Linked DNA regions of Homo sapiens: region 1 is linked to region 2. A link is a loop called in an ENCODE intact Hi-C map of the cell type or tissue named here. Cell type or tissue: HepG2. All regions are shown on one strand. Links, peaks and the distances in the headings refer to the core of each region. The heading gives the core; the rest is flanking DNA.

Region 1 (12,207 bases), core at 2,204-10,203, 62 kb before region 2:
TAAGGTAAAGAGAACTCCAGCAACTTGCTCGATATCTCATGGCTAGTTAATTGGAGGATTAGGAGAACACAGGTAGAACTAGGATTAGAATTCACATCTATTTCTAGAAAGTGGAAGAAAATATGAGTGCCATTCAGACCCAACCCTATAACCAGATGTTCAAATGTTAGGTGACCTGAGATGCCAAAAAATAATAATAATAATAATAATCAACTCCAGAATGGATCCCCCACTGACTTATTCTGATGCCTAAATTTCCAGTATTGTTATTTCCCTTTCATTGGGTTAGATCCATGTGTCTCAAACCAGGGCTTGCACAGCCCAGTAGGTACGTGGCAGTATGCCTGGGATACTACAGGAGAATCATGGTACGTTGTTTGAGAACAGTGGCTTCACTCCAAAATTTGAGAGAAGTTATATCAAAACAAATGCAAATGTTTTATAAGATGCAAATTGACCTAAGTTTAAAAGCTAAAATGCGAGAAATTTCAGATTTACCTTTCACTACAATCTCAGAACCCTAAGCATAGGAATTCTTTCTACTATAAGGGCCACTTTGCTAGAAAAATTTGAGAAGTGCTAGTTTCCAGCACCCTGTCCCCTGGAAGCCTCTGGGAAAATGAACACATGTTGACTATTAGTGGTGAGGGAACATTTACAATCACTGCAAAATGTGAGCTGTTGAGGATAGATAACCCCTTAGACATCACCCAGCACAGAGAAAATACTTGAAGTTATGAGACCCCAGAAGCAGAACTTTGAATTCTGGGTGTATACAAGTCATACTTGTTGAGCAACAGTGGGAAAGTGCTTCAGTGGGACATCAGAATATTGTATGTGTGGGGTAGGGTTACTAAAAGGCCATCTTTTTCTTCATTATCCATTTACTCACCCTGCAAACCTTCAAGAACTTTCTCATGCTCCCTTTTCAGAGAAAATGCTCAGAGATCTATGAAAAGGGTAGCAAACCACGTGAGACCTCATCTCCTCTCCAGTCACAGGTGACTTAACCATAGGTGGATACCACACTCAAGGCAGTGTGTTTGGAATGCATTTGTGTACATGAAAAACCCAGGCATTCTTTAATTTAGGAGTATGAAAGTTGGAGTTACAAACTAACGTTAGTCAGTGTCTGATGGACTTGTGAATGGTATAAAGCTGGAGATCATGGTGGCCACATGCATGCTAAAGCAGTGAAAGTCAGTAGTTTTTGAAAAGATAAAACCAGATGTGCAGAGAGAAGCAATCAGGAGAACGTGCAGTTCTGGGGAGATAAAAACATAACTTTAGTTTCTGAGTTCTGGCCCCTCATGAAGCCTGACTGTTTTGTGAACACTTCTGCACCTTTCCAATGAATTCCATTGGTTGCTTAAGCTGGATGGAGGAGTTTCATTCCTTCCCACTAAAGTTCTCTGACAAAGGTAGAGGGTGTTATCACAAAGAGGGTTAGAACATAAGAAAATGTGGCACATATACACCATGGAATACTATGCAGCCATAAAAAAGGATGAGTTCATGTCCTTTGCAAGAACATGGATGAAACTGGAAACCATCATTCTCAGCAAACTATTGCAAGGACAAAAAACCAAACACCGCATGTTCTCACTCATAGGTGGGAACTGAACAATAAGAACACATGGACACAGGAAGGGGAACATCACACTCCGGGGACTGTTGTGGGGTGGGGGGAGGGGGGAGGGATAACATTAGGAGATATACCTAATGCTAAATGATGAGTTAATGGGTGCAGCACACCAACATGGCACATGTATACATATGTAACAAACCTGCATATTGTGCACATGTACCCTAAAACTTAAAGTATAATAATAATAAAATAAAATAAAATAAAATAACAAAACAAACAAACAAAAAGAACATGATCAAAACCCAACTTTACCTGGGTGTAGCATAACCACAGAATTTATCATCCTAACGGGGACATTTGGGGCGCTGTTAATGATTACTCCAACACAACAGGAGAACAAGGATGTTTGGCCATCCTTCCCAAGTGGTAAAGAAGGGAAATCAGGTATTAATTGTTTGCATTTCCTAGATACTCTTGGCTGCTTACATCTATGCTATTTCATCAGACAGTCACCATAACCGTATCTAGCTTGTCCTCTCAGACCAGCAACTGAATTAGGGATGAATGAATTTACAGGCCACTCAGGAAACTGGTATAAGAGCCAGGATAGGAACCTAGGTCTATCTGACCACAGATTCTGTTCTCTTCTCACCAGGCTCTCTTCTTCCATAACAGTTTTGTCTAGGGCCAAGCTGAGATAAGGCTACAGTACCAGCATCAGCATTCTGGGGCTGTTTGAGAGCAAAGATCAGTGAGAAGAGAAACACATGCAATCACACTAATCTGTCAGAAAACCCACGCCCACCCTATTGATGCAAGGACAATGTCTAGCCTCGTTGCTGTTTGAAACGCCTTTCAGCTGAAGAAGCAAAATGAAAGGAAATTTCCACTAGCAAAGAAGGAAATTGAGGCAATTTTAAGACAATTTAGGAGAAGCCCCATTTTTTACCTGAGTTATTTGAGGAAACAAAAGATTAAGGGTCAGAATTTTTCAGATAATTGCTTGTTTTCCTAGTCTAGCAGGTTTAACACTCAGGCTTTCTTTTTGGAACCTGTATTGTCCTCACCATACAGTGAATACCCACCAACTTCTAGGTAAGACCTGTGTGGCAAAAGAAAGACATAGTGGGAGAGTAGAACCTGTTAGTCTCATTAAGACTCAGGTGAAAAAGTCTCTTCATTAACATTCTAATGAAACCCTGGGTTTCTTTCTGCTGAAATGCCAACTATAACAGGAAAATAATTAGTTCCGAGTTGTATATCCCTTTTCTTATCAGGCACTTCTAGCTCTGAGGACTAATCCAGTCCCAATCAAACAATTACTTGATGATTAGGGCTTCTGGGATTTGCTAACCATGGTGGGGAAGGTGCCAGGTTATTTGTGAGTCAGAAAAAGGGGTAATTACTGCCAACTGCACCCACCTGTTTATCCTTGGTAAGGGGTAGTCTGCCAGGATAGTAATTACATCTTAATTCCAGGCGACAAGACCCAGATAGGCAGTGAGCTCTCCATTCACAATGACCTAGCTTGAAGAAGGCTCCAGCACCTGAGAGGGAGGGCTTTTTATGCCATTAAAGGGTCCCAGCTGTTTTCCCTACCACTACTTTCAGAACCACTGATGATTCTGCCTTTGCATGGTTTGCTTGAAGTATGGGTTTCCAATAAAATCCCTGACTTTGTGAGAAGGTGAAAGGGTGATGGAAGAATTTTGAAGGAAGTTGTAGTATGGGACAGGGAGCACAATTTGGGTTGAGGACCTATTATAACCACTTGGCACTGTGCAGTCTGAGGCCCAAGGTCTGACCTCATAAAGTGTGATCACCTGTGGCTGAGGCCATGTAAAAGGCATGCTGGCCTTGCACTGGTTATCTGGAAGCCAGAAAAATATGTTTGACACAAGGCAACTTATCAAACCTTATAAAATGGAAATGTGAATTTTTATACATTGATGATAATAGAGAAAAAAACTTTTTGAAGAAAATAAGGAAATTGGAGCATGATTGTTTTTTGAAGAACTTTATAATAGTGTAAACCATATTTACACTATTTAGTGTAGTACTCTTCGTATGGTACCACATCTACCCACTATTTTCCTGACATTTTTCATGCTCACAGAATTGCATCATAGCAGTTAGGGAACCTCATGATTTCTCTTTTGAAATCCTTGAGAATTATTTAAATGCTTATGTGATTTTTCTTTGCCTTTCCCGACACAACTCTGAATCCAGAGAAACAATTTTAACAAAATTACCTGAATGCATAACCCCAATATATGTATGCACACAAACTTTTAGTGGTCTGCACTTAGAATACTTTTTATCTACAGAGGAATAGATAAAAATGCCTTTTGGTGCTAAATAATCAGACAGTGTCATTCATTCTAAATGAAAAAACAATCAAGTTGAGAAGAGAGTGGCATAAAACAGCAGCTGAACAGAGAAGTTAATGAATGTGAAGCCAGAAAACCAGAAAAAGAATTCCATCATCTGATATGTGATTATTTCTTATTACTATCTTAACAAACAAATTTTTTTGAGACTCTGTCGCCCAGGCTGGAGTGCAGTGGCGCAATCTCAGCTCACTGCAACCTCTGCTTCCTGGGTTCAAGTGATTTTTGTGCCTCAGCCTCCAGAGTAGCTGGGATTACAGGTGGCGCCACGACACCTGGCTAATTCTTTCTGTATTTTTAGTAGAGACTGGGTTTTGCCATGTTGGCCAGGCTGGTCTCGAACTCCTGACCTCAAGTGATTTGCCCACCTCAGCCTCCAAAAGTGCTGGGATTACAGGCGTGAGCCACCACGCCCGAACCTTATCAATATTTTTACCTTTCTCTTTGGTAAAATCCTTTTTTTTTTTTAGTTTTTTATAATGACCTTCAAATAAAAATATCATTTTATTTAAAGATTTAATAATGGCTTTCTCACAGAACAACTATTAAATAGTTTTTCCTGAGAACTTTCAATTAATTTCATTTCCCTGGAAATCATTGTTTTGAATCTAGTTTTCTTCCAGGTGGTCAGAATGCAAACATTACAGAAATGTTTTTCTTTTGTTCCAATTTTCTACCCTAATATCAACTTGAGCCTTTATAATTGGGAAAATTATATCAACACAGATGAATTTTCTTTAACAAGATAGCATTTTATTTACTTGTTACAACGATATCGTTTAATGATGGTGTCAGTTGCCCTGAAGAACCTGCATTTTGTTTCAAAATCATATGCAGTGATTTCTTTAAAGGGTAGGTCACTGCATTGTCTGGATTTTATGGGTAACTTTTAATTCATTATTTACAAACAATACTTCAAAATATAAATTTTGGTCAAACAATCGAACTGATTACTTCATTGGGAGAAGAGGAAGAAAGGGAAAGAAGGAATAATTAGAGCAAAAATGTAAGCATTTCATAAAGTTATGTCAAGAATTAAAGACAAGTTCAAGTTGAAGTTGAGTAGCTTTAATAGCAGTCCTTTAAGTTTTATTACATCACCTGGGCTGTTAATTTGCTACACCTACTTATACTCTGGTCTTTCTTCAACCACTACCAGCTGGCCAGCAATGCACTTTTGCCCTGGGATTTTTAGCTAAGCAGGTCTTGTTACCTTCAAAACCTTTTTAAAAGTTATGACTAAAAAATATACTTTGTAAATCTTTCAAAAAACAAGGTTTGTAAACACATTGGGTGATATTCCTGTCTTATTTAATGCTTGGTATTAGATATAGGCATCTATTACAATTTTTTAAAATGCTGTCAACTCTCCAAGCACTGCCCTTTCTGCAGCTGTGATTGGCAAAGCCCTGGAGGTTCTGTCACCCAGGAGGCAGGTAGGTACTCCTTAGTAGCGGCTGAATAACACCACATTGAGCGTCACACAGAGGCCTGGATCCAGCCTTCCTTCTTCCACTCAGACACACTGTCTTGTGTGGTAACTGCACCCCATGGAGCCAGATATCCAGGCTTCAGTCATTCATTGAAATACTATCCCATAAAACACCCCCTCTATCTTGCTGGGCTAGGCCCCTGGCTTTGTGCTGTCATGCACACGCTTAACTTCTCTGAGCTTAGGAATTTGCTAAGAAAATCATAGTCCCAGCTAGGTTTCTAAGAAAAATGGTTAGATAGGACAAACACATTTTTTGTTCCATTGGCTTCCATTATTATTATGTTTTAATGCACACATTATTTTAAATCAAATCAGGGATTTTTCAGCCAGAAGAGGATGAAGTTGTTTCTGAGAATGCAGATAAAACCAAACATTAAACTTCAATAAGAAAAACATGCAACTTGAGTTCCAAGTAAAAAAAACAAAACAAAACAAAACTCTAGATGTCTTCAAATAATCTTGGCCAAGATCCTGGGTGTGGGAAGCCAGAGTGTGGTTCAAACTCAGGGATGGATTGAAAGCCTTCCTCTGCAGATTGGACTGACAAGGCTTGTCTATCAAAGAACAGATGCCCAGGGTGGCTCTGGGAGAGCACTGCCCAAGTTCTGGACTTTTCAAGGTCAACTCAGAATCTCAAAGAAGAAATAATATGAATGTCAAGGTTGGTTTCCTAGACCCAGGAGGTGGAGGGTCATGTACACAGATTCACAGGCTGTTGAGATCTGGAAGGTGCTGCCCAATGTTATAGAGTAAGAATCAATCAGGATCAGGATCAATCATATGTTGGGGGATGGGAGAAAACAAATAGTCTGGAGTGTTTTACATTGATTTTTCTTTCTATTTCACAAGTTGGATGGTATCTGCCAAGTTCTTTGGCTGTTTTGTGCCCCACATATGATGAATTCCGGTGTGCAAATATTATTGTGCACTGTGAGAACCAGGAATTGTAATCCAGGCCTTCACAGTGCACAATAGCATACCACATGCAGGGAGTAAAATACACTGCTTCCCTAAAGATGTTAGAAAAAGCACATTAGTTCTGAAGCTATTCAAATAGCTATTCAGAATAGCTGGTTCAAATAGCTATTCTATCCTGACCTCTATGGCTCAGCAGAGAAAGATTCATTTAAAAAGCAAAACAAAATGATCTAAAGCCTGATATTTGAAACTAGGCTATTTTGGGGCAGTATTTACCTGGTTCAAAAGACAATCCACAGTATAATCATTCACTCATAAGGAAGGCTCAAAACAATTAAAACAAATCAGTACTTTTGTATTAAGAATATCTAAAACAGCAGATTTAAAAGTCATGGAACAATTGGAAAAGCTTTGCCATTTGTTTTGCCTACTTCCCTGGTGCTGGTAATTGTGACCGAGGCAGAGAACTCTGGGCAGACAGGGCAGGTCCCTGGCAAACCTCCACCTTCAAGTTGAAAAGCTGAAGCCACCATGGCCCAAAGGAAGAATTTCCATCCCTGTGTGTGCCTGCTCTCTCCTGATTGTTTCTTCCTGAATAATGTCTTTTTATCAATCAAATGTTGCCTTTTCCAAAACTACCTATGGCCTGCCCTGCCTCCCATCCTGTGCCTATAAATATCCCAGACTCAGCCAGCAGAGGGAAGAAGTGGCTGGACATCCAGGTAGGGCGACTTAACTTCAGAGACAGTGGCGGGTTGAGGCAACTTGACTTTGGAAGAGAGAGGCAGAGAGGAAGCTTGGCTTCAGGGGAGAGGGACCTGCCCTTCCCATCCCCTTCCCAGCTTCCCTCTCTGCTGAGAGCCACTTTCATCACTCAATAAAATTCTCCACATTCACCGTTCTTCAGTTTGTCCACGTGACCTCATTCCTCTTGGGCACTGGACAAGAATTTGGGATGCACCACATGAGTACCCAAAAAGGCTGTCACACTGGCCCTTTGCCCTTGCTGGCAGAGGGCAGCCACCGCATGTGACAAAGCAAAAGGCCCACTGAGCTGATAACACACTGCTGTCTGCAGGTGGCGGAGCTAAGAAAGCACTGTGACACACCCTCTGGGGCCTTGGGGTCACAAGGGCCTGCACGGAGTTTGCTCCTGCCAGTGGAGTTTGCTCCTGCTAGCACTGAAGCAGCCAGCTGGTTCCTGCACTTGTTTGCTCGCACGCTCCCTCTCGCAACAGGTGGAGCCTGGTGAACCCAAGTGAATGGAGTTTGCTCCCGCTGGGCCGCTGACCAGCTCTTGCACTTGCTAACTCTGATTCCACACTCGCTTGCTTGCACACTCCCTCCCGAGAGGGGTTGAGCAGAGCAGGCTGAGTAAATGAGGCACCCTTGCCACAAGTCCTATGAAGGGGTTGAGAAAATACCCTGCATCACTGGCAGGCACAGCCAAGGACATGCCTATGCTCAGGTAAGGATTATTTCCAAATACAGTTTGGGTTCAACTGTTTTTCAGACCAAACAGGTTTGGGGAACCCTTTCTTCAATAAGTTTCTGCAGGAGTAAGCAGAGTGATAGGAGAAGGCCTGTGTTGGTTATAACCTACACACTGCACTTTGTTTCTAGGGTGAAGTGTGCCTCTATAGGAGCCAAAAGAAAGAGGAATTTAACCTGCTTCTCAACAATAAAAACGAAGAACTATGAAATATTATAAAAGCTAAGAGATTTTTTCTATAAATCATCAAGCTGTATGTCTCTTGGCATTTACAGACTAACAATTCTTTTATCTGCTATGCATTCTAGATATACGAAACTCAACTTCTGGCAAAGGAGGGGGAGGGAGAAGTTCAAGTCACCCTGCCCTACTCTTCCCTGAGCATTGAAGGTTAACTCTGCCTTGACCTCTATAATTCCATGTTTTGTCCCATGATGCCTGTGTTCACATCCTAATCCCTAGAGCTTGTAAATGTGTTACCCTATGTGGCAAAAGGGACTTTGCAGATATGATTTAGAATTTGTAATGGGGAGATTATTCTGGATTACTCAGGTGGTCCCAATGCAATTACAGGAGCTCTTATAAGGGATAGAGGGAGGCAGGAGAGTCATCAAAAGATACATCACCACGGAAGCATGGGTTACGATGTGATTGCTTCTTGGAAGATGTAAAGGAGCCACAAGCCAAGGAATGTGGGCAGCCTGTAAAGCTATAAAAGGCAAAGAAGTGGGTTTTCCCCTAGAGCTTCTGAAAGGAATGTGGCCATGTCAATACTTTGATTTTAGCCCCATAAGACCCATTTTCTAAATTCTGACTTCTAGAAGTATAAAATAATAGATTTGTTTTGTTTTAAGCCACTAGATTTGTGGTAATTTGTTTCAGCAACCATAGGAAACAAATTCAATGCCTCATCATACATCCATGAGCAGAGGAAGACATTCACAGAATTCTCAGCAACTCTGGTCATTTCGGGCCTGGTCATTCCAGATTTAAGGGTGTTAGGGAATCAGTTACTCACCACTGAGGCCTCATTCAGAGCTCAGGATGGAGCCATTTTCTCCCCCAGCTGCAATGAGCTTGGCTTAGACTTCATGGGATGCTTTTGCTTCTGAATCTGTGAATCAAGGGGGTTGCACAGGTGAGTTTGCATACCTAATTGCCTCACACTCTACTTCTATCCTTCAGACATCAGTACCATTGTCCAGAGAACCTGACATGTTGTATGCAATTTCTGTGTCAGAGTGGACCTGAGAAAGTTCCTGGTGCCTAAATATGGGTTTTGAATCGGCATTGGTGATATCTGCCATGGTGGCATTCTGAATTTGATGACATAAATTGTCCACACGAATTGTCACTGAATCCTTGGTAAGTTTCTCCTCTGGTGGAATATCTAATGAAATAGTTCTCACGTCTACTTGGATCAAGCTATCGTTCATGGCAGGATAACAAACAAACCAGGTTCTTTGGCTCCTCATTATATGATGTGGCCTGATCTAAAGATTACAGCCCTTTCATATTCTTTTAGGATAATATGGAGAAAGTTATGATTGGTCAAAACTCCACCTGCAAGCCTATAGTGGGCTCCTCTTGAGGGAGTCAGGAAAAACCATAACTAGGTGTCCTCAAGGTGACACTATCGGTTGGCTGTCAGAGTCCAAGTCTCTGTTATCACTTCACCAGAACTGTAGTGGCTGAGGAATATATTGGTATTTTTAAAAAGCTCTCTGGGTAATTCTAACACACGGCCAAGGTAGGTTATAAACCACCATTCCAGGACATCTCTATGAGTTAAATGTCATTAATATCTTCATTTAACTGAAGGCAAAATCAAGGCATGGAAAGGTCACTTAATTTGCCCAAAGTCACACAATAAGTAAGGGACAAAGCTAGGATTCAAATGCAGGCTCCAGAGCCTAAAATGCATGGCTTCTCTATTACCTTGTGTAGAACTGAATCCTAAGCACACAGCAGAATTCCTATTATTCAACAAATGCTTGTTGAATGGATAAATGAAGGAATAAATGAATGTCAACACCTATTTGTGATATAGGCTTTCATTAAAATATTGATGGGTATGGGCTTAATATTACCTTTTAATTTACAAAGTACTTTCATACACTGTTTTGCTTCTTGTTCATTCGTGAAACATTTTTTCTAGAACTTAACTTTTAATTCTGAAACAAAAGTCTTGAAGTAAAGAAAAAAATACTAAATGAACAAATAGTAGCATTTTTATCCCCAAGCCAATGAAAAATAATCTTTTTTGAGCGCCACTATATTCTAGGATTTGTAGTATGTAATTTTCAATGTCATAATTTTATTTTAAACAGCTGACTATTTCTCATATTGAGAAATTCATTTTTGGATAGCCCAGAGCTAAATCAACTCAGAGATTAAAATAAATAAATTTTATTTGACTCCACTTTTAAAATACTGATTCAAGAAATGCTTCACTTCCCTAATGTAGCATAAATATATGTTTCATCCTCAGAATCTTCAGGATCTCAACAATGTTATCTTCCTAATCATTTAATGACAAAAAGGAAGTAAACAGACCAGAAAGCAGATTTTTTTTAAAGTTTAGAGCAATTTGTTACATGGTAGCATTAAAATGAAAACTAAAGTAAATCTTTTTCTGTAAAATATAAGTCCAAGAGATGCAAAAGCTGATTTTACCACAAACTGCTTGTGTACTAAAATAAAATGGAAAGTCGAGGAAAAGTAGAACAGTAATTGCAAATTGCCTTTTATATTGTGGTTGAAGGCACTTTCCTGTTCAATAATTTTAATAAAGAAATCCCCCTGGCCATCCCCCTGATCAGTTTGAACATAATTCCAGCATTATACACATTGTTCCCTTGGGCTTATACCTTCATGGTTTCAAATTATGTCTCGTATCCTGCCAAGACTTAGATCAGTCTACCGTAGTCAAATATTAGACTCCAAAGCAACTAGAAATTCATGTTTTCCTGTTTCAAAAACAAAAATCTATTTACAGTCAGCCTATCATTATTTTAATTTTTAAACTCAGCAGTCATTAGTAGAATTATAGACCATTCAGAAAGATAATGTTCAACTTAACTTTGTGGTACTTTCTTCTCCAAACTCTCAGTTAAATACCTTTAGACATTGGTTCCCAGCCTGCAGGATGTAGGTCTCTGTGGCGCCAGGATGTTAATGCAAGGGATTCTTTGCTTCCTGGATGGCTGTTTACTGGATAGCTAAAATGTTACACGCAGAAATGCACTACCATTTTCCAAATATACATAGATGTTAATGTGATTCATAAAATTTCCATTCTTAGTTAATTCACTGTAGCAGTTTTTCATAATGTATTTCCTCCGTCAAGTGACCACTGCTTTTGGGGAGGGATTGTAGTATGCAATATTTCTTGACATCAAGAAGAGGTCCTCATGATTGAAAATTAGAGAAGATACATAGCAAGGGAAATAGACACGTGAATGGTGACCTCTTCTGTTATACAGTATGTAAGAACAGCAGTAAACGCCTCCTCAACTAATTGTCAGAAGACTGTGTACTTCTCCTGGCTCCTTGTGATAGCCCTGAGTAAATAACTCCAAATAGTTCAAGCCCCAGATGTTTTCCATAGACACTTGAAAGTACATATTAAAACTTTTCTCGGTTTGCAGAGCAGAGGGCTGGCACGCCTTCATAGAAGGAATAGTTCTTCCACTGGGCAGTTGTGACAGAATTATATTCATTGCAAGCAAGGCCCTTTCAAGTATTCACATTTGGGATCTTATTGCATATCTAGGGGCATCGTCAGGAAACAGGAAGAATTTTTAAAAAGGATCTAATATAAGTGGATGGTGTAGCTGATCAGTTAGCAAATGACCGTCAACAGTACTGGCTGGAACCCAGCGAAGTGCAGGCTGGAGGCAGAAGAGAGCTGGGCCATTTCCTTGTGTGACAACCAATCTCTGTCCTTGGGATCACTGCTACTATTTATTTGGAATTTATTGAGTCAGCAACTGTTCTAAATTCATTGCCATCATTATTATGTTTAAATCTTGTTACAACCCTTAGGAGATAGCAGATGAAGAAAGAGATTCTGAGACGTTAGGTGGTCTTAAGTTCCCCTAGGTAGGGAGACTCGGGCCTGGAACTCGGATTTTTTTTTCTTTTGAGATGGAGTTTCGCTCTGTTGCCCAGGCTGGAGTGCAGTGGCACGATCTCGGTGCACTGCAAGCTCCGCCTCCCGGGTTCATACCATTCTCCTGCCTTGGCCTCCCGAGTAGCTGGGACTACAGGCGCCCGCCACCACCATGCCCGGCTAATTTTTGGTATTTTTAGTAGAGACAGG
Region 2 (12,207 bases), core at 1,978-9,977:
TGGTAAGCTATTGATTATTGCCACAGTTTCAGAGCCTGTTATTGGTCTATTCAGAGATTCAACTTCTTCCTGGTTTAGTCTTGGGAGTGTGTATGTGTTGAGGAATTTATTCATTTCTTCTAGATTTTCTAGTTTATTTGCATAGAGGTGTTTGTAGTATTCTCTGATGGTAGTTTGTATTTCTGTGGAATCGGTGGTGATATCCCCGTTATCATTTTTTATTGCGTCTATTTGATTCTTCTCTTTTTTCTTCTTTATTAGTCTTGCTAGCGGTCTATCAATTTTGTTGATCCTTTCAAAAAACCAGCTCCTGGATTCATTAATTTTTTGAAGGGTTTTTTGTGTCTCTATTTCCTTCAGTTCTGCTCTGATTTTAGTTATTTCTTGCCTTCCGCTAGCTTTTGAATGTGTTTGCTCTTGCTTTTCTAGTTCTTTTAATTGTGATGTTAGAGTGTCAATTTTGGATCTTTCCTGCTTACTCTTGTGGGCATTTAGTGCTATAAATTTCCCTCTACACACTGCTTTGAAAGTGTCCCAGAGATTCTGGTATGTTGTGTCTTTGCTCTCGTTGATTTCAAAGAACATCTTTATTTCTGCCTTCATTTCGTTATGCACCCAGTAGTCATTCAGGAACAGGTTGCTCAGTTCCATCTGAGCTTTGAAGAGAGCAGTGGTTCTCCCAGCACGCAGCTGGAGATCTGAGAACAGGCAGACTGCCTCCTCAAGTGGGTCCCTGACCCCTGACCCCCGAGCAGCCTAACTGGGAGGCACCCCCCAGTAGGGGCAGACTGACACCTCACACGGCCGGGTACTCCTCTCAGACAAAACTTCCAGAGGAACGATCAGACAGCAGCATTCGCGGTTCAAGAAAATCCGCTGTTCTGCAGCCACCACTGCTGGTACTCAGGCAAACAGGGTCTGGAGTGGACCTCTAGCAAACTCCAACAGACCTGCAGCTGAGGGTCCTGTCTGTTAGAAGGAAAACTAACACACAGAAAGGACATCCACACCAAAAACCCATCTGTACCTCACCATCATCAAAAACCAAAAGTAGATAAAACCACAAAGATGGGGAAAAAACAGAGCAGAAAAACTGGAAATTCTAAAAAGCAGAGTGCCTCTCCTCCTCCAAAGGAATGCAGCTCCTCACCAGCAATGGAACAAAGCTGGATGGAGAATGACTTTGACGAGTTGAGAGAGGAAGGCTTCAGACGATCAAACTACTCCGAGCTACGGGAGGAAATTCAAACCAAAGGCAAAGAAGTTGAAAACATCCCCTTTCTTAAGTGTATACACAGGTGGGATTTAGATGGGATGAGGGAGGAGGGGACACTTAAATCAAGGGAACAGCCTGAGTAATGGCAATATATTCATGTATGAGAGAAGTAATAAGGAGAGTAGCCAGACTACAGCAGACAATTTCTCCTAGAGGGGGATTGTGGGAGGTTAAGGAGGAATCTTCTGGTGGCACAATCTTATAGAATAGTGGGTGTGCTCGGTTGTAGAGTGATGGGTGGGTGCCAAAGAGATGTGGAGGAGAAGAAGGTGGCAAAGCTCACAGGTGGGTCTCTCCACTGTGGAGAGAACTGGGTTGCTATCCTGAGTGCAAAGTCAGGAAGCAGTACACAAAACCACCCTTACTTCTGACACCAAATGCAATTCCAGGGTTTCTGGAGACCACTCTCAGTTTCCATAGTTCACTAGAAGGACTCACAGAACTCACTGAAAGCTGTTATATTCATGGTTTTGATTTATCACAGTGAAAGGTTACAGAATCAAATCAGTCAAGGGAAGTGATACATAGGGCAGTGTCCAGAAAAGTCCCCAACAAAGAACTGATTGTTCTCTTCCAGCATATTGTGGACAGCATTAGCTTTCCCAGTAACATTGTGAGGCAATATGCACAAAGTACTGCCAACCAGGGAAGCTCACCCACGGCTTGGTGCCCAGAGTTTTTATTGGGACTCAGTCACACAGACCTGGTTGATCACCCATGTGTTCGACCTCAGTCTCCAGCCCCACCAAAAGCACATTATTAGACTGCTGGCGTGGCCCAAGTCCCTCAGGTAGACAAAGATATGACATTCTAAGGGGTTAGAGAGTACCTCCCAGGGCCCAAGGAAAAAGCCAGGCTTCTCTTTGGGTATGGGCAATTTATTACTATACCCTGAGGTAACATATTTTGTTCTTCATTTTGTCCCCTTTTTCTTTTCTTCTTCTTCTCATTTCTGTCCTTTTCCAAAATTTTTAAGGTATATATCTATGCCCAAACAGTCTATGCCCAGAAGACCCTCTCCTCTGCTGCTGTCCAGTCACTGTCATAGTGACTGGGTTCTATGTACTGAGAACAGGGTCAGTGGCGTCTCTTCATTCTAAGTTTGACAAACGCCGCAGAGTATGCTGGGAAAATTTCCTGGTGCCAGGACCCTGGAGAATGTTATTTGCAAGACAGTTTCCTCCTCAAGTTGAAAAAATACACAAACAAATACAAGTCACGTCAGAAACCAAGTACTAAAAGTCTGAATCCCATGGCAGCATAGGGATTGCCCCTTTCCACTAGGGATAGAGCATGCTGAAGATTTATGCTGGGTCATATAGTCTCAAACAATGAGAGTTCTTAAAAATATTAAATTACCCTAAATAAATTGACTATGTGATTCAGGTAAGGCTGCCTCACAGCCTTAGAATAGGTCCTTTTAAAGCTCTCTCAGGTGTCTTTTTGTTTTATTTGAGATTCCTTTCTTTGCCACCCTGTTTCCTTCAGTGAATGCTCAGCCAGGGAAAGCCTTCTCAGAAAACGAGGAGATTTCACCACCTTGAGTCTTTGATCTTCCTTAATTATCTTTAGAGATTTCTATAAGAGTAGCCTGCCTTAATTTTTTTTTTTTATTCTTTGGAAACATCAGACTGGGTCCAGCTTTGGGCTTATGCCTACATTATAAATGCTAAAGGGCTTTATTTGCAAATAAATTACTTCCCACACACACTTGTCAAACTAAATCATAAGGCACAAAAATAAAAGGACTTGAATTGACAAAAATGATAATTATTCGCAAAGGGAAACCATTTCAAATGTGTTCCTACTTACCCACACCTACTTTTTGATCTTTGGTCCAAAAACCCTCTTAAATTAAGCGTTTTGCTTTCAGTGCACTTATCTCAGAATTGTGGAATGAAATAAATAGGGAACATAAATGGCATTATTTTAAAATAATGCAATTTGTGTCTAGTATGGTCATGTGTGGTACTCTTACTTATTATGCTGAACTGTAATTTAAAATAGTTCATATCCTATATACTAAAAACTAACCCAGGGTTTTCTCCTACATTTTCAAAAATCATTATTATACATTCATATTGTCATTAACATTGATCATGCTGCCAGACAAGTGTTCTGCTTTATATATTTAATTAGATGTTTTATGTTTTATACTTGCACCTTGAGGTAATCTTAACATGAAGGGGACAATTTTGTAACTGCAAAAAAAAAAAAAAAAACCCAACACATATAATGAATAATATGTTTCCTGCTGCATAGAACTTTTAAAAGCCAAAATTCCTGCCTCAAAATGTTTTCAGGCTAAGGAAATTATTAGGAAAATTAAATGCTTTTAAAATGTCAAGAGTGAGTTAGTTCACTTATTTGGTTTGAGTTTTGGTTTGTTTGATGTATTCATGAAACCTGTTCTTATAGATGAGTCTATTTTTGCTGAAGAGAAATTATGAAGGTTTATTAAATAGGTTATTTGTAATCCTTAAAAAATTAAAGATAATGTAAGTGCCCCAAAATAGGAGGCTGGTTGCATAATGATGGAGCATCCATACAATGTGGCCCATAAAAGTCAGGATGTAAAATATTTAATGATATAGAAAAATGTTTACTATATGTTAAGTGAAAAAATAAGATTATAATGTAGTATGCACAGAATACTCCTTATTTGATTAAGAAAAAGTATGTATTCTATGAATAAATAATATATGTCAATATGCACAGAAAACACTGAAAGGATGTTCATACTAGGTTAATAGTGGTTCTCTTTACATAAATTAGGCATGGTTTGGAAGATCATAAATCATTAATTCTTAGAGACAAAGAAACTTTGAGATCACTTAATTCAGTTGCTCATTAACTCACCAGATAACTCATTCCATATACCGATTGATCCAAATATTTGGGAGTTTTTTCTTAACTTGTGTCTGCCTCCCTGTAATTTCCACTAGCTGATCCTATGTCTGCCCTCTGGAGCAGTGGGGAATAAATTCAATTCTTTATACATGACTGCTTCAACTATTTAAAGACAACTCCCAGTTCTTCCTAAATCTTTTTTTCTTCAGGGCGACAGTTTATTCAGTCTTTCTTTATGGTTTCCTGACTCCTCCCATGGCCCCACCATACTTACCTGGAGGCCCGGGAGTTGTTTGCATCCCTCTAAAATGAGTCATCCACAGTAGACCCTGCATTCCAAGTGTTCTTTGGCCAGATAGAAGCCAGTAAACCTCTTTGTTCCTTTGATCTCTGCGTAGCAAAAGCTGTCATTCATATCAACTTAAAGTTAACTAAAACTCTTTCAGGAAGTTTCTGCATAAGCAACTATTAAGAACCATCTGATCCAATCTGAGTTTATTCTATTAATTATTTGAATCCAAAGCAGGACCCATACAGCTACAACAATCTGTTTTTCAGCTTCTGGTCTTTATATTAATCCTTCATATGCCATATTTTACTTGTTTTAGTCCATATCTAAGTCTATCAAATACTGATATGTTTTAGGAAATAAAAAATCTATAACATTTAGTATGGAAAATAAGGACCAGTACAAAATGGCAAAACCAAGGAAAAAAAGAAATTCAATAATATCATATATAGTAGAGTGGTTAGTCAAGAAAAGGACATAAAATATGCTTGCTTTTTCCCTGACTTTTACAAGCAGGCCTCATTATTGGGCTTTCAGCCCTGTACCTACACAGAAGCACTCCCCAATGATATAGCTTGGACAGACCTCCCTACATTTTCCTCTTCATAATCCCATCCAATATTATGGCTTCAGCAATTATAGCTAATTTGTAAGTCCCAAAACTACATATTTGAGTCTGACTCTTGAATGAAATTCCAATGCCAATTTTCAGTTACTTCCTCTGTGTTCTCTACTTGGATGCTCATCTATGCATCTCTAAAAAAACTGAAGTCACCATACTCTCCAAAGTTATCCCTTCTCCTTTGGTTTCTAATCTGTTTGTAATAATTCTGTCCTTCTTGCTGGACAGCTTTGCATTTTAATCAATTAATTCATTCACTCATCAAATATCACTGGGCACCTAAAATCTGTCTTGCACCAATGACTATGTGCTGAGGATATGGTGGTGAATTAAAGTTCTTTCCCACATAGAGCCTCATTCTAGGCTACAAATTGTGTTATATAAGTGCAGTGATTTAAAATAAAATAAGAGAGAGAGCGTAAGAGTGTTTGCTTTCCACATTTAATAAGTCTCCAAGGCCTTTCCCTTCACTTTTAATGTCTCTGGTATTTATCCTTATTCCTCAGATCCCACACTATCCAAGTTCTGCTTTCAATGTGCCTCATTTGACAAATGGCAAAAATGTCTTGGTTTAACCCAGTTCATTTGAAAAAATATGTATTGAGCCCTTACCATATGCTGGGCGCTAGAATTGATACCGATCCCAAAATGATTTCTAAAAAATTTGCAATCTAGAAAGAGGGAGGAAACAAGCATCCAACCCACTTAAATACAAAACAAAATTGATAAACTCAGAAATTATACTCAACCAGCCATGGAAATTCACAAGATGGGGAGCTTCTGGAGAGGACTCAGTTAAAATGCTGCTTGAAGAATGGATGGGACCTTTACAATTTGCATTTGGGGAGGCAAAAGCACTCTCGGCAAAAGACTGGATGAGTCAAGAGAGGAATACCGAAAAGCACAAATGTCCGAATAATAGTGGGTGGTGCCATTTGCTGGGAGCTTAGGTTATTGGTAGAGGAAGCCGAGGTTAGGAAGGTAAACTGGGGCCATTCTGTGAAGAGTTTAAAAGGCTGGTTCAAGGAATTTGTATGTAATTCATTAAACTATGGAAACCTATTTTCTTCTCTTTGGAATGTGCATGACCTTTCTGTTAATCTGTTTGTTTATAAAACATGAGATAACTGCTTTCCACTAACCTAGGATATTGGCATACATGTTGGAACAGTACCTTATTATATGAAAGCTAAGTAAACATTGGTAGATGGTGGTATGAATGTATTTATGTCACAAAATTATGTTTCTGAGCTTTGGAGTATTTTAGGTTCCCATTATTTTGAAATTAGATAAAGGCTGCCAGTGAGACAATTTACAAAGTTCTATTCTCTTAACTTTAAATAATGAAGAAAAAAAAGCATTCTCCTTCAGCATTTATCAAAATTCAACAAACTGGCAGAGTCTAAAAAACACAACAAATGTGACCACAAAATTTTAGTAGAGTATCTTCAGATGTTAATGAATGTCTGAATGAAAATACCATAAATATGGTTTCTTCTAAATATATGTAAATAATTACCCATTTCTAGAATGAAACATTAGTTTCCAAAGAAGTAATTTGTCTTTCTAAACAAAAAAGACTGAATTGTTTAATTTAAATTTTGCATCAAGTTACAAAAGGAAATTCCCATTTGAACTGGTTTATTTCAAAAGCAAATAAACCAGTTGAGGTTTTCAAATATAGAATTATATGTATTGTGTTGATGACTTGTCATAACAAACAACATTCTGGTGTAACTTCTTATTCTGTACATGGACAATCTTCAAAGTATGGAATTGGTAACGAGTATAGTACTTTGTACTATATGGAGTAGATTTGAAACCCAATAAGATTTCAAAATTGGCCAATTTTACCAAGAAAACATGAAGAAAGGTTTCCATGGTTTCAGAGAATCAATAGTGCCCTCTAAAGGAAATCTATGTGAGGTACATTCAATATCTAGGTTTAATTCAGCACTTATTCCACGAAAATGCTACTTAATTGTAACTTATAATAATACAGATTAAAAATTACAAAAAGAATGCAGGCCAGCCCTCGTCATAAGTATCGCAAGTAGCTGTCTACACCAATGCTGGACTGGCTGGCAGAGCCACTTCGGTCCTAGTTGCTTTTGCCCCTTGTGAACTGTTGTTACCATCCTTATGGAAAGTTCCTAGAAAGGGAAAAGGGGATAATTTCCAAGTAGAGGATTAGACATCCTAGGATTTGGAGAGATTGGAACCCCAGAACAGATCCAAGTAGGTATCTTGGGAAAACGTGCTACACTGAAGAAAATATCTGCAGAATTAAATGCTGAGAAAGTCAGCTTTTGCCCAGGGCAATCGCTGAAAACCTGTGTAACGGGAAAGATAGACAAATTAGCTGAATTAGAAGAGGGCAGGCAGTGTAGCCTGGCTGAAACCTATGAGCATGAAAAGAAAAAGTGATATGAAACATTTATGGATTTTTATTTGTCCATCTAATTTTGTGGTTTATGGTTTTGCTTCTGTCCATTTTTCAAACACACACAGATCCATTCACAAATAGCTTGATAATGTCACAAGAAATATTGGGCAAAACCATATATTGCTATTGCCAATTAGGAGCAGAGCAAGTCTTGGCGATTACTATCTGCCTTACAGACATTAAAAAGTCAGTGAGTACAGAAGATTATTAACTCCAGATATTAATGGCTGCAGCAGAGTTACTGTCATAATGAGATGGTTGGGAATGAAAACACTTCATTTATTGTTACCAAAACTACACGTATAGAGCACTGTTTACATTTTTAAAACTTTTCCTCCAGAGTTCAGGTCCAGCTTTATCAGATAACAAAGATCACAGAGTAGGTCAGCACTTAGCATGTACACCTGTAGAAAACTTACCCTGAAATATTGGACAACTTACCCTGACATATTACTATACATATATCACTTCACCTGAGCCTCACAATAACTCATGGGGTTGGCAGAGCAGCTACTATAATAGCAGAGCAAGACAAAAAAAATCTTGTGGAGCATGAGTCATATTATGTGGGAAAATTAATTTTCCAATATCTATTTTTCTACTTATTGATTGGAATATTAAAACACTTGAAGATATACTAGGTTAAATGTTAATGGAAATAAAAAAATCTGCTAAGATGATACCGTGGCATCAACCACAGTCAGCAAGCTGTTCCCCAGCTTTTGGGACAATCCAGGTTAAATGGCACATTTCAGCAGAGAAGCTGTGGTAAGTAGAGCAAGGGGACAGCACTGCACCATCTTAATTAGATGTGACACATTAGTCTGAAGTAATCTGAGAATTAAAGCAAATAGAGCCATCTTTAGCAGGTTCCTCAAAATGAGACCAAAGCTACAAGTTGTGTCATCAGAGCAGAAGGACAGCAGGAGCTGCTGGAAGCAGCTGACTGTTATCACCACATCACATCGACTCACAGGCCTCCTAGGGTGTATTTGGAACTTCACAGGCTACAGTTCAAAGGGACTTTAAATGTTCGTTTAGGTTTTCCTTCCAATGGCTCTTAAAAGAGAAATCCCAGAGAGCAAAGATTCCTTTAAATCTCCAGGGCAGGAGGTAACACAAAACCCCTCCTCCTATAATTTATTATTTTTAGCTAAGAGGCTAATTTAAAGGAGGAGCCAAAGACGTGCTTGTAGGGAGTTTATCACCACCATAGCATGGCACAGTGGCTGGCTGGGCAGGAACCATAGGATTCCTTAGGTCTGACTGCCCTGTCTCCAGTGTGTAATGGAAGAGATATGTGCAGCATTCTCTCAGCATTTTCAGAATTCCCTTCTGGAACCAAGGCCCTGCTCAAGAACAGTGGCTCTAGATGAAGTTTGCTGCTCATAGGTGCTTCTGGATGAATAAGCAAGAACGTTTCTAGCCTGGGCAACAGACACAGCCTAGGTACAAGTGAGTGTTGGAGAAGCTGCCTTCAGTACCCTGGTCATCAGCCACAGCCCTGAGTCTGAGGAAGGGGCTGTTGTGTTCCTGCTGATGCCCACAAAAACTGAGGCTTATCACTGCCACAACCCAGCTCCACTTGTCCTGTTAGCTATTTTTATTATACTGTACTATATGGTCATCAGTACTTGGACACAGACAAAAATGGCACGGACAGAATTCCACGTGGTTAGGCAGGGCAAGTTATTAAAATCCCCAATTGGCTGCTAGCAAAACTAACAGAGGAGTTAAATAACTGGACCTGAGGACACTGCTAGCGAACAACCCTGTTTCCACCCTTTAAGCCAATGCTCTTCGCTTTTCGTCACTTACACACTTTACTTTGGGTCATGTGTCAATGAGGCAATCCAATAAAATAACAAACACTCAAGGGAGGAGAGCAGAAGTACTTCCCCTTAGACTCTCCTCTCTAAGGTCTTTCGGGAGATATCTTAAAATGGTCACTGTCTTCGTAAAAATTTTAGGCTGGAAAGGACAGAATTTTGTTGTGATTTTTAGGTTGACGAAAAGGAGTAAATGTACATCTTTTAGTGTCTCCCATGGGATGTTCAGAGTACATACCCACAGAATCTTTTGGGTGTTTATGAAAACTGGCCAGGATAACAGGGTTCTGCTACGTGTCAGGATGGGGGAGGGTGTTGCTGGGAGACAGGTCTTGAAGGGTACTACATTGATAAAGGAAAGTCATCTGTATGAAAACCCTCTGTCAAGGTGACTGCAGTTATTAAACTATGGAGTCATTCAGGATGTTTCCTGTGAACAATGGAGCAGTTATTCTCATAAATTTTAGTTTTATTTTACTAGATTTAAGCAGCATTTTGGTGTCCAGAAAAGCAGGAGCCCTGGGAAAGTTTTGAAGGTCTTGTGAGATAGGACAAGGAAATAATAGTCAATGGGGCTGTGTACCTAAATGAGCATTGGTCCAGAGTATTCATGGCAACAATAGCTTACTCGGTCTTCTGATAAAGAGAAAGAAACTAAATCCTGAAAAATATTTCTAGAGTCTTACTCATTACAGGGGCAATCAATGGTGTTAGAGAAACTTCAGCCCTAGTTTCTTCTGCCTACTGTGACCTGTTGTCACCATCCTTGTGGAAAATTCCTGGAAAGGGAAAAGGTGATGATTCATGACTAAAGGATTGAACATACTGAATTCTCAGAGATAGGAAACCCAGAAGTTAAGAAGTGTCATTTGGCCTCCATTAGTCTATTTAATCCCAGTAGCTTAAGGTTGTATTAATCAGGAAAACATACTTTTATGAGCATCAAAAATTGGAAAGCTAAAAACGACATTGCTGGAATGTAGGGTCCTGGAAACTATCTTCCTCCCATTTGGGGCATTTTTCTGCTGGCAACCAAGACTGTGGGGACCGGCAAATACAGTTTGCAGCTGCTTCAGGGGCAGCAGGAGCCAAACTCTGGACTCCGGTGTCCAGCGACTGTGGTGATGTTGGCTTTCTAATTCTGGTCTTTTATTGTCTGAGTTGTAGCTGGATGATGCATTCTTGAAGTCAGGTGGCCTCCTGATTGTAGTAGAAAAGTGATTCCCCTGTAGGTGGTCAGCCAGTGTTCTATGAATCACACCCAGAAGCCCAATGTAGAGCCTGCTCCTCCAGTTCTTCCAATTTCATAAGCACCTCACTCCTTGTATTAAATCCTTTCTGTTTAAAGTATCTAGAGGTTTCTGCCTTAGGTACTATGCTGTCTGATGCACAGAGTACTAGGAAAAACAAAAGAGACCTACACTAAACAAGTTCTGTTGATATTTTCATGTCAGTAATAAAGAAATAAAATCTAGGTAAACAAAGAATCTACTAAGGAGAAAAAATCCGAATTAAAGTTATCTGTAACACTTAATACCAAGAGAATTGGCATGGTATCAAATTTGGGAAAAGTGCATGTCCCTAAGATTTATAACCCATAGTTGCATAACACGGACTCTGAGAAGCTTGCAATAAAGAAGTATGCTTAATTTTGTTTGCCCAAGTGTTTCCTAAATTTATTTCAGAATGACAGTCATTATTTGGGAAATACTAATTTATTTAATTATGAGGGAAAAAGTACAGTGTCAATATAACTAAGAAAACATTTGAAACATCAAAAACAAAAGATTGGAATTTACTAAGTGAAGACAGATACAGAAAAAAAACCAGTAAGCAGTAAAACCAACAGAGTTAAAGTCTAAGTAACTGTTAATACAGTTATTAAATTTAGTATGCATATCAAGTAAAAGTCTTGAAAGGGAATGTAAAGTAATAATAATAACAATATGAATTTACATTCCTATAACATTTGAACAAAAACCAGCAAATGGGAAAGGGGGAATGAAGAAAATAGGATAATTTTTATATCTTCCACTGAGAGGGTCAACAGATTTGGGTTATTCTTGACACAGAGAGAAAAATTTAGGAAATAAATAACTGAGTGAACAAGTGTTTAATGATGAGGTAATATAAAAGTACTATGATTAATAACATTCAAATCAATAGACAGAAAAAAACAAAACCTAACAGAGGAAAAAAAAAATCAAGAACTTCAAGTATTAGCTGGTTAATGTTAAACAAAACCCAGCAGTGACAACTCTAAGTGTAACAAGCAAAAAACACTTATGCTGGCTTTTAAAGAAATCCAAATATATGCTCTTTATAAGAACATATCAAAGACAAAACCATATAGAAGGCATAAAATAAATCAAGGGATGAACAAAAACATGAGACATGCAAACCAAAGAGAAGTAGGGGGTCTTGATGTCAACACCAAAATAAAATTCAAGGTAAAAGAAATTACTTGAAGCAAAAGGGAGACTTTTATGTTGCCAAAAATTACACAATAATGACAAAGGGAAGTGATACTATTTTCTCCCTCTGAGTGCTCCCCCTGATAAGTGTTAAGTGTTAAGGTGCACCTCCAGAAGTGCCTCCCCTTAGCTCTCATTTGTTCCTTCCACAGGGTTAACTTATTTGATCAGTGAAATCAGAAAAGGATCATTCTGCATTCGTGGACTACTCTCATTGACACACTCGCTTACCCATCTGAAAACAGCGTGAGTTCTGTGTGGAAACCTCCCTGAATCATACAATGGTAAAATTAAAATCTGGCTTTGGAAAAATTCAGCCCTCCCACCTAAGCCATCCAATGAACAATAAAACAGTGTGCTTGCTATGCAGACACCACTTCAAGATACACTCCCAAGCATGCTCTTCCAATCACATTGTTGT

The links. Peaks named below come from ENCODE experiments on the same cell type or tissue, not always from the same donor. Only the 100,000 strongest peaks of a DNase experiment are listed, where the experiment ranks them.
Region 1: it touches region 2 in a loop (2.9-fold over the local background); 6 of 110 quality-filtered maps call a loop at or near these places.

The regions. Positions count from the first base shown.
Region 1 is chr6:79,397,364-79,409,570 of GRCh38, forward strand. LOC100506851 (a long non-coding RNA gene) reads left to right here and starts at 7,684. Exons shown (of 7, transcript XR_001744215.3): 1 at 7,684-7,859; 2 at 9,069-9,248. It also overlaps the pseudogene LOC100418713. RefSeq lists an enhancer at 6,904-7,502. In HepG2, for the core only: CTCF peaks have their summits at 7,091 (motif pointing right) and 7,484 (motif pointing right); DNase peaks (open chromatin) are centred at 2,338, 7,098 and 7,558.
Region 2 is chr6:79,459,486-79,471,692 of GRCh38, forward strand. It overlaps LOC100506851 (a long non-coding RNA gene), which reads left to right. Exons shown (of 7, transcript XR_001744215.3): 6 at 11,939-12,032. Among named protein-coding and RNA genes, the nearest start is that of LCA5, 72 kb to the right of the region's middle. RefSeq lists an enhancer at 4,287-4,581. In HepG2, for the core only: a CTCF peak has its summit at 6,934 (motif pointing left); DNase peaks (open chromatin) are centred at 4,456 and 6,146.